Regions from separate parts of the Mus musculus genome. Here region 2 is linked to region 1. Evidence: chromatin contacts called from ENCODE POLR2A ChIA-PET data. All regions are on one chromosome and are shown on one strand. The core of a region is the stretch at or near the end of the contact, and the rest is flanking DNA. Distances in the headings are between cores, read along the strand shown.

Region 1 (4,590 bases), core at 564-3,063:
AGAGGTCTCCAGAGCCTCCCACCCACTTTATGATGGTAACAGCTGGCCCTCACCCATGCAAAGCACACCGCTGGCAATTTTCCACAGAAGAGGAAGTTTGAAAGGCACTTTGGACAGATTTGCGTGCATGTGTGTTGAGACAGGGTGGTGTGAAACTTAGGATCTGTCTTGGTTTCAAGAAAGCTGGGACTGCAGGTGAATTTCGCCACGCCCAGTTGGATGCCTTTCAAGTCAAATAGTTGGGACATCTGTGGTGGATGAACGAGGCCTAAGACTCCCAGGCAAACATCTTTCTTCTCTTCCTTCTTCTTTTCTTCCCCCAGCACATTGATTCTCCAACGAGTCATCCTAAAAGCCTTGGCCCTTGTGAACCCGCCACTTACAGAATAAACATCAGTTGTCTCTTCCTGAAGCCCGGAAACTAAGACAGTTGACCCCAGAGTTTCCTTGCGGCTCCAGAAAGGCCGCTAGATGGCGATCTGGAGCTGACCGCAAGATCTGACTCCTTCCTCTTCCCCTTCCCAGCTAGGAGGTCCCTCTCTGGGAGGGTTACTGGAGTGTTGGGACTGACCCGGTTTCCTGTGTCTCAGAGATAGCCAACCTCTGGGCACAGCAAGAGCCAAGTGGCCCACTGGACTCCGTAACGGTCCCGGGCAAGCCTGGAAGAGTGCAGAGATCTGAGCCGCGCCCTGCGCTGGGTCCGTCGTCCCGCCTCGCTGGTCCCTAGCAGAACTGGAGCTGGGTGACACCCCGCGGCCAGTCCTGGGCGAGCCTTCCCCGAAAGGGGCGCGCCTGCGTTGCTCCGGGTTGGCTACAAGAGTCCTGGAGTTAAACTTTCAACCAATAAAAAAGGGCATGGGGAGTGACGCACGGGATCGTCACGGGAATTCCCCCCCTCGGGGGGCCGAAAGGGGCTTTCCCGGCTGGAGCCCTTTGGCTGGAGAGGAGCAACGACCGGTCCGGGGAAGGGCTCGGAAAGAAGTCGGAACCAGAGCCGCCACCACGGTGAGTGGCCGGGTTCAGATCCCTGAGTGTCTAGGGAATGGAGAGGGAGGGAAGGAGGACTTTAGATGACAGGCTGGGGCTGGACGCCACCTCCAGTGAGCGCGCACAGGAACAGGACACTTTGCTACACATCAGCGACACGTCTGCCTGCCCTTAGCTTGCCTGTGCACAGCCGGCCGGTGTGAGCCCCGCACACGCACTCACAGCGCACCCGTGCACCGGCGCCTGCGCACGGACATCCAGACGTGCACGGACGTGTGCCCACACTGGGCAGTACAAGGACTCACCTGTGTGGATGAACGTTCACTTGCACGTGCCATGATGCCACCACTCACCCGGCACACAAGACATTAGGGCTGAAACGCATATTCCTGCAACGGACACATGCGCGTTACACTGGCTTTGGGATTGGAGTCGCCAGGGAGGGCGGGATGCTCCCGTTTGACCGGCCACCGGGAGCAGGTGCAGCGGGAGAATCCGGGAAGCTAAGACGGAATCGCTAGAGACCGTGGAGGGGGAAACTCCTCCCCCCCACACACACCCTGAGGCCCGAATCATATTCTCTGGTCAGAGCCCCGGAGGCCCCACTGGAAGAACCCCCGCCTACGGGCCATTCGGAAAAGGGGCCTCCGACGGCAGGAATGTCCCCACAAAAGCCCCTGGGTGAATCAGCCGTGTCCTCCACGCTGGCTGAAAATCCCAAGTTTGCTCCAGGCTGCGGAGAGGGGGCGAGGCGGCTAGGCCCCGACTGAGCCCCAGGGGCTACAGAGGCTGCCCGGGAACCAGGAACCGCCTGGGCCTCCCGCCCCTCCCGCTGCGGGGGCGTGGCCCCGGCGTCATTTCCAGGCCCGCCCCCTCCGGCTCCGCCTCCCCCTGGTATTTTCGGGACTTTCCTAAGCAGCACTAACTTTCTGCCCCTTTCCCGGGCCAGCCCCGCTCCGGATCTCGACCTCCACCGGATCTTACCCGCCACGCCCGGACGGGCGGCTGGAGGAGATCGGACCCTCCCCCAGATCTGAGCCCCCCTCCCCTACCCATCCCTCTCCCCCTGCCCACCCCTATCCTGATATCTTTCACTCTTCCCCCTCCCACGCCTCTCTTCACCTTAGGCGGGCGTCCGAAACTCTGGAAAGCTGAACCGGGGCCCGAAGCCGCAAGACACAGCAGGGCCTAGCCCAGAGATATGGACAATTGCTACGATCCAGTGAGTCACACTGCCTGACCCTGAGGGCGGCGGGTGCCCTCTGTGTCTGCTTGTCAATTGGACGCTCCTCCACTCCCCTACTTCTGCACTGTCTTCAAATTGTCTTAGTCTGCCAGTCTGTGCTGTCTGCAAACCCTGCCCAGAAATGAGCTTCCTCATAGCTTGAGGAGGAGTCCAGGGAGTGACTGCAGAGGGCTTGGGAGGGGGTGGTTGGGGGGACCCTTGATTCAGCTGCCACCTTCTCTGTCTATAACGCAGGGCCTGGATGGCATCCCCGAATATGATGATTTTGAATTCAGCCCCTCCATCGTGGAGCCTAAGGATCCAGCCCCTGAGACAGGTCAGTAAGTCTTTGGCCTCGCAGTATCTCAGAACCTAGAGGAGAGTGAGCATGTCCCCTGGAGGCCCCACTGAGGGATGGTCTCAGAGATCCTGGCTCAGCAAGGCCCCTCTATTTCCAGCTGATGGCCCCTATCTGGTGATTGTGGAACAGCCCAAACAGGTGAGTGAGTGACAGAGAGTGGTGGCTTCACCTTTGGGGAAAAGGTGGGGCGGGGGGGGGGAGGGTAGTTATACCTACTGATCAGATTAAATAGCTTGCTGCTGATATGTTGGGGGCTTATGAGAAGGAGGTACACTTTTGGTCACTGTGGTCAGTGATGGCTAGTGGTTGCCTTGTGGGGATGACGGGGGGGGGGGGGGGGTTGCCTCTCCTGATCACAATGTCTCTGCTATGGAACCTTCAGCGAGGCTTCAGATTTCGATATGGCTGTGAAGGCCCCTCCCATGGAGGTTTGCCAGGTGCCTCCAGTGAGAAGGGCCGGAAGACCTATCCTACTGTCAAGGTGAGCTCAGATGACACCGGAGGGTAGGGATGGTGTATGGGGCAACTACTGACTATCCTTTGCCATTCTCAGATCTGTAACTATGAGGGACCGGCCAAGATTGAGGTGGACCTGGTGACACACAGTGACCCACCTCGTGCGCATGCCCACAGTCTGGTGGGCAAGCAGTGTTCAGAGTTGGGAGTGTGCGCTGTGTCTGTAGGACCCAAGGACATGACTGCTCAGTAGGTGGCCCTGGCCCCTGGCCCCCAGTGGGATGCTCATTGCCTGCCAGCCTTAGGTCTCATCTCAGGCCACCTGTGTGACTAGCACACAAAGTGGGAAGATTTACTTTGGCCCAGGAACCTCAGAGCTCAACTATAAAGAGCAGTTTCCTTGGAGAACAGAGCCAGGATGAGCCTGACCATGGGGGGTGGAGCGTGGGGGTGGAGGTGCCTCAGGAGGAAAGAGCCTCATGGTCAAAGAGGACAAAGCCTCCTCCTTGTCCTCTCCAGATTTAATAATCTGGGTGTCCTGCATGTAACCAAGAAGAACATGATGGAGATTATGATCCAGAAACTTCAGAGGCAGCGTCTCCGCTCCAAGCCTCAGGGCCTTACAGGTATGGTAACAAAAGGTGTTCCGAGAGGTGTTCCTAGAGGAGCCGGGAAGAGCAGCCCAGAGCTCACACCACCCACATTGTCCATCCAGAGGCTGAGCGGCGGGAGCTAGAGCAGGAGGCCAAGGAGCTGAAGAAAGTCATGGATCTGAGCATTGTACGGCTGCGCTTCTCAGCTTTCCTTCGAGCTAGCGATGGCTCCTTCTCCTTGCCCCTGAAGCCTGTGATCTCCCAGCCCATCCATGACAGCAGTGAGTATTCTGCAGGGGGCCAAGCATGCATTCCCAAAAGAGCGCTTGAGATACCTTCCAGCTATGGGTCTGAACCTGGCCCTGCCACGTGTGGGGTGGTGAGTGCTCGGTAGTCAGAACATCTGAGTGTTGCTTCTGAGTGGTAAATGTGAATACTGCATTTCCTGAAGTTTGATAATGACCCCACCGAGCCTCCGATCCCATCAATGTGTCCCTAACCCATCCCCCACCTTATAGAGTCTCCAGGGGCCTCGAACCTGAAGATCTCCCGAATGGACAAGACAGCGGGTTCCGTGCGCGGTGGAGACGAAGTTTATTTGCTCTGTGATAAGGTGCAAAAAGGTGAGGCAGAAGCCCTCTGGGAGCTGGAAACGCTGGCTGTAAGGGTAATTTCGGGATCCATGCAGCGGGGCTGCAGGCTCTCCCTGTGGCTAAGCCGCACTTTTCTCTGTAGACGACATTGAGGTTCGGTTCTATGAGGATGATGAGAATGGATGGCAAGCCTTTGGGGACTTCTCTCCCACAGACGTTCATAAACAGGTACTGAGGGACTAGGGCCTGTCCTGGAGACAGAACTACGAAGAAACCTTACTGACACCATGTTGCTCTCCCATCCTCCACCCCAGTATGCCATTGTGTTCCGGACACCGCCCTATCACAAGATGAAGATCGAGAGGCCTGTAACGG
Region 2 (4,383 bases), core at 1,704-4,203, 91 kb after region 1:
CCAAACCAAACCAAACCAAAACCAAAACAAACCCCCAAAGTAACACATTTAATTAACCTTGCTCCCACCCCCTGCTTCCAACAATGCCACATCTTAGAGGCTGGCTTCAAACAATGACCTTGCATTTCTGACTTTCCTGCCTCCACCTCTCTAGTGCTGGGATTCCAGACCCGGACCACTATACCTGATTATACACCAAAAGTTTATGCTGTGCTGAGGAGGGAGCCCAGGATTTCACGCATGTCAGACAAGCAATACCATCTGGGCTATACACCCCAGCCTCAGCCTCCCTTTTAAAAATTCACAACAAATAAAACCGCCTTCCTTGAAGAACTTGGAACCAGATTCCTGTGTGAGTCTTGGATCTTTTTTGTGAGTCTTGGATCCTTAACTCCTAAAGTGGGTGGTTTGAAAAACCTCCCCAATCCTCCTGTTCCTGCATAAACAGGAGAAAGCAACCTCTATCCACCTACGACACAAAGAAAAGGACCTAGTGGCATGTCCAGGTCCCAGAGGGCCGGAACATCACAGTGACTCTGAAAAGGTCAGCCTAGGTCAGAGGGAACTGGTAGTTTGCCTCAGGGGAGGGACCCAGAAAGTAGGAAGATTCTAACCAGTGTGGGAGGGACCAAACCTTTGAGTGAAACTCAGAAATTAAGACAAATGTCCCTCCTCATAAAAGCAATACTTAAGTTCTTTCTATTTGTCTTTATCGATGCATGTGTGGAGCGGTGCTTAGCAAAGGATTGCCATTTAGATAAGGCGATGAAGTTGTGGGGCACCATTGCTGTATGACCTTGGTCACCTCCACCTTCCGTGTTCGTACTGTGAAAAGAGGGGCAAACTTCCTCCTTAACCATTCACTTTTTGGGAGGCTTCGACTTGCATGTTGGTGCAAAGCGTCCTGGAAACGCTAGCGCACCTGACAACCACTGTGTCTGATAATCCCCCTGCCTCTCACCTGGGCACTGCAAACATCAAAGCATCTCGCCTGCTTTGTCACCCCCCTTTCTTCTTTACCTTGACTAACTATAATTTATAATCACAAAAATAACTGAAATCCCATGGCCATTTCTGGTACCGGTTTGTCCGGCCCCACCCAGATACAGTTCACTAAATTGCCCCTCCAGCTCACACCCAAGGAAACTGTCCTTTTTCACCGGTGGACCAGCCATCGCCTTCCGCACCCTGAGTTGCCGAGCCAATCCCTACAGCTCTACTGCACGGCACCGCCCCTTACAGAAGGGAAACACTATGGCGACCGGAAGAGCGACAAGCGCCGGAGCCAATGACTGCGGAGTGCTGTTCTAATCCGGCAAGGCCCAAAGGCGGGACCAATAGGCTAAGATAGACAGCAAGAGTAGCCAATTGAGTGATGGAAAACCAGAGCGAAGGCGGGTGTCGGGCTCTAAGAGAACGGTTAAGGCCCCCTGAGCCAAGGGTCCACGGACCCTTCCCGGGCTACAGCTCTTTCCTTTGTCTACCCTCAAATTCTCCATTACACGGATGTTGGCTGGCCGCCCTGCCTTCAAACTATGGATGTGAGGAGGACGCGGGCGGCGGCAGCTGAACCCGCCTGACAGGCCGAGCCAGTGACAAAGAGCTGGCGGCCTAGGCTGAAACCGCGGAAACAATCCTTCCTGGAGGAGAACACAGTCCCTTTAAAGATAGGAAAGATGCTACTCACGTTGTCGATCACAACAGGCTGGTTGGCGATCACATCGTAGGACTCCATGGCAGAGGAATCTTTCCCTCCGAGGAAGGAACTGCCAGCCCGGTCCGCAGCAAACGCCACTGACACGCATGCGCAGTCTAGTCGCCGGTACTGGGCATCCAGGGAGCCGCCCGACCTCGCCTCGGAGGAACTACAATCCCCAGCATTCTTTGCCCCAGGGCTTGCGCTCCAAACCGGGTCCCAGCCCGATCGGATTTAGGAGATTGGACAGTGTATTTCCTACACATGGTGGGGTCTGTAGTGTTTGTAGATTAAAGAGCCACAGTGTTGATGATTATCTTGCATGACTGGATTTGAGATCCCTTCGAAGGGGTTTCCAGTACACTCTTAAATTTTGGAGTCTGAAGTACTTGTGAGTAGTTGGGTTTGGATTTGTCAGTACTTCAGGGGCGGTTGAATTTTACAGAGTAGTTCTATCTCTCAGCCATTCCTTCACTTGGGCAATACAAACCATTAATAAACATCTGTCGCTCAGTGGTAGAATGCTTGCCCAACACATATCCCAGCAGCACCGGGAGTGGTGCTGGAAGCCTTTAATCCCACCTCTTTCGAGGCTAGTCTGGTTTACAGAGTTCCAGGACAGCGAGGGGCTATAGAGAAAAACCCTGTCCCGAAAAACAAAAAAATGAAACAAAAAGCAAAACAAGACAAAACCCATGAAGCAAAAGCCAATGGAGGTTATAAAAAAATACCTGTACGTTGGATGCCACAAAACCACGGGCCTAAAATATCATCTAAAGGTTTAGAAATTGTTTTATTATTTTTCTTGACCTTGATGGATGACAACATCCAGGCGAAGAGAAAGAATAGGTAAATTTTTTTTAAAACAGCCAGGCATTTTCCCCAGGCACATTTCGAGTTACCCTTTTTGTCAATAGTTCCAAGAAATATTAGAGTTGTAACATTAATAATAATGACATACTGTCTAATGAATTAGTTGTCAAGCTTATCTTAAAATTGTGTATTAGTAAAACAATATTAAGCGCTTCTTAGTAGTTGTGTAGAGCTTTCATAGGACCCTGGCGCCTCAAGGTACCAAGTCTCTGTTCTAAACTGGGTTCCTCCTAACACTAGGGGGAGGCCAAGATCCTTGGGACGCTCCCAACCCAGGGGCAGGGAGGCGGAGTCTATTGTCAAGTCACGCCTTCCCCACTTGTGACTGGCAAAGACACTAGCCAATAGGTGTCAGGAAAGGGCACGCTGACGCCCCGCCCCTTGGAGCTCCCCGCGGTCCCACAGCATCCTCTGGCCGACGTCTTGAAGGCTCCGGCTTGGGCGGACGGAGCCTCGTGCGCAGGCGCGGAGTTAGACCTCGCCGTAGCCCCCATCGCCTCGGGGAGTCTCATCCACAGTGGGTCCGCTGGCCCATAGGGGCGCTTTCCCTCCTCTACCCTCCCGGGTTCTCCGCGCGCCCTACGCGCCCCAATGGCGGAGCTGCGGCCTAGCGTCGCCCCCGGTCCCGCCGCGCCCCCGGCCTCTGGCCCTAGTGCCCCTCCGGCCTTTGCTTCACTCTTTCCCCCGGGACTGCACGCCATCTACGGAGAGTGTCGCCGCCTCTACCCTGACCAGCCGAACCCGCTCCAGGTTACCGCTATCGTCAAGTACTGGTATGCTCTGGGCCTCGGGAGGACGGGGTCCGGCCGGGAAAGCTTCGAACACCCGGGACGAAGTAATTTGCAGAAGGGGGAGGAAGAAAACGGTTTAAGTACTGGGGAACCAGGAGCTTCCTGGTGCTGTGGAAGGAGTTAGGACAGAAGTTGGGAATGGGGACAAAGGGTTAATGGATCCCTTGAGTAGTGAGGGGTTAACCCGGATTAGGACAACCGAGAACTGGGGGTGTATACAGAAGCGGAGGGGGGACTGTAAGAGCGAACTGTAAACGTGGAGAAAGGAGGGGGCGCCTGTGGTGGGTCATTAGTGGGCTTGGGGGAGCCAGGGGGCGGCTGGGGTGGGATGGGGGGGGGAGTGAGGCGGGGCCTGGAGAGCATTTGAGAGGGCTTTGGAGGGCACAAGACCGCGTAGTCTAGGGCGGTCCGGGAACCAGGACGCCCCTGTGGGTTAGGAGGGAGCAAGATGAGGGCATTGTGCCTTTGATGAGGGAAGAGTTGAGGAGAGGCCTTCTTTCAGTCTTCTTTCGGGACCTTCCCGAGCGCAGGAGCTTCTGTCATTCAGTGCGAAGCTGTTGCTCTTGAAGTTTGACAGAGCAGCTCTTCCAGATAAACTTTTTGCTTACTCTGCACAGTTCTCTTTCTCTCTGCAGAGCTTGCTTCTGGCTTTGCAGCTGCTTTAGCTTTAGGACGTTAGTTAAGAACAGGTTTCGGGAGAGCCAAGCATTAGCTCGGGATTGAAGGGGATCATAGCTCGCCACCAGGTGCGTGACAGAGACCTGAGTGGGCAGGAGGAATGAAGAAGCGCATTCTGTCTTGTCTTCGTGATTTCAGCCGAAGTTTAAAGATGCCCTGTAAAAGATCAGTTTCCAAATGGGCTGGCTGTCTTTGGGGGTAGAAATGGCACTTTCTCGTCTCCTATTCTTTTTTGCATCCTGTTTCTTCAGTCAGCCTTCAGACAAAACAGGTGTTATGAGACAAGTCCTTGTGGTCTTTCTGAACCAAAAATAGATTCAGAGGTGGCCACATTCAGGCAGGCAG

The links. ChIA-PET counts read pairs that join two places held with the same protein, here RNA polymerase II (POLR2A).
Region 2: POLR2A ChIA-PET joins it to region 1 with 10 read pairs in Patski. The contact joins the promoter of Sufu here to the promoter of 4833438C02Rik in region 1. POLR2A ChIA-PET finds 5 or more read pairs at or near these places in 3 of 5 experiments (Patski and embryonic stem cell).

The regions. Positions count from the first base shown.
Region 1 is chr19:46,303,816-46,308,405 of GRCm38, forward strand. 4833438C02Rik (RIKEN cDNA 4833438C02 gene) reads right to left here and starts at 1,814. Exons shown (of 3, transcript NR_152248.1): 1 at 1,547-1,814; 2 at 1,293-1,376; 3 at 1-1,035. Nfkb2 (nuclear factor of kappa light polypeptide gene enhancer in B cells 2, p49/p100) reads left to right here and starts at 1,880. Exons shown (of 22, transcript NM_019408.3): 1 at 1,880-2,209; 2 at 2,468-2,549; 3 at 2,671-2,711; 4 at 2,956-3,054; 5 at 3,127-3,278; 6 at 3,549-3,655; 7 at 3,745-3,903; 8 at 4,141-4,245; 9 at 4,358-4,443; 10 at 4,530-4,590. The coding sequence starts at 2,189.
Region 2 is chr19:46,393,943-46,398,325 of GRCm38, forward strand. Sufu (SUFU negative regulator of hedgehog signaling) reads left to right here and starts at 2,954. Exons shown (of 12, transcript NM_001025391.2): 1 at 2,954-3,342. The coding sequence starts at 3,161. It overlaps Actr1a (ARP1 actin-related protein 1A, centractin alpha), which reads right to left and starts at 1,799. Exons shown (of 11, transcript NM_016860.2): 1 at 1,688-1,799. The coding sequence starts at 1,735.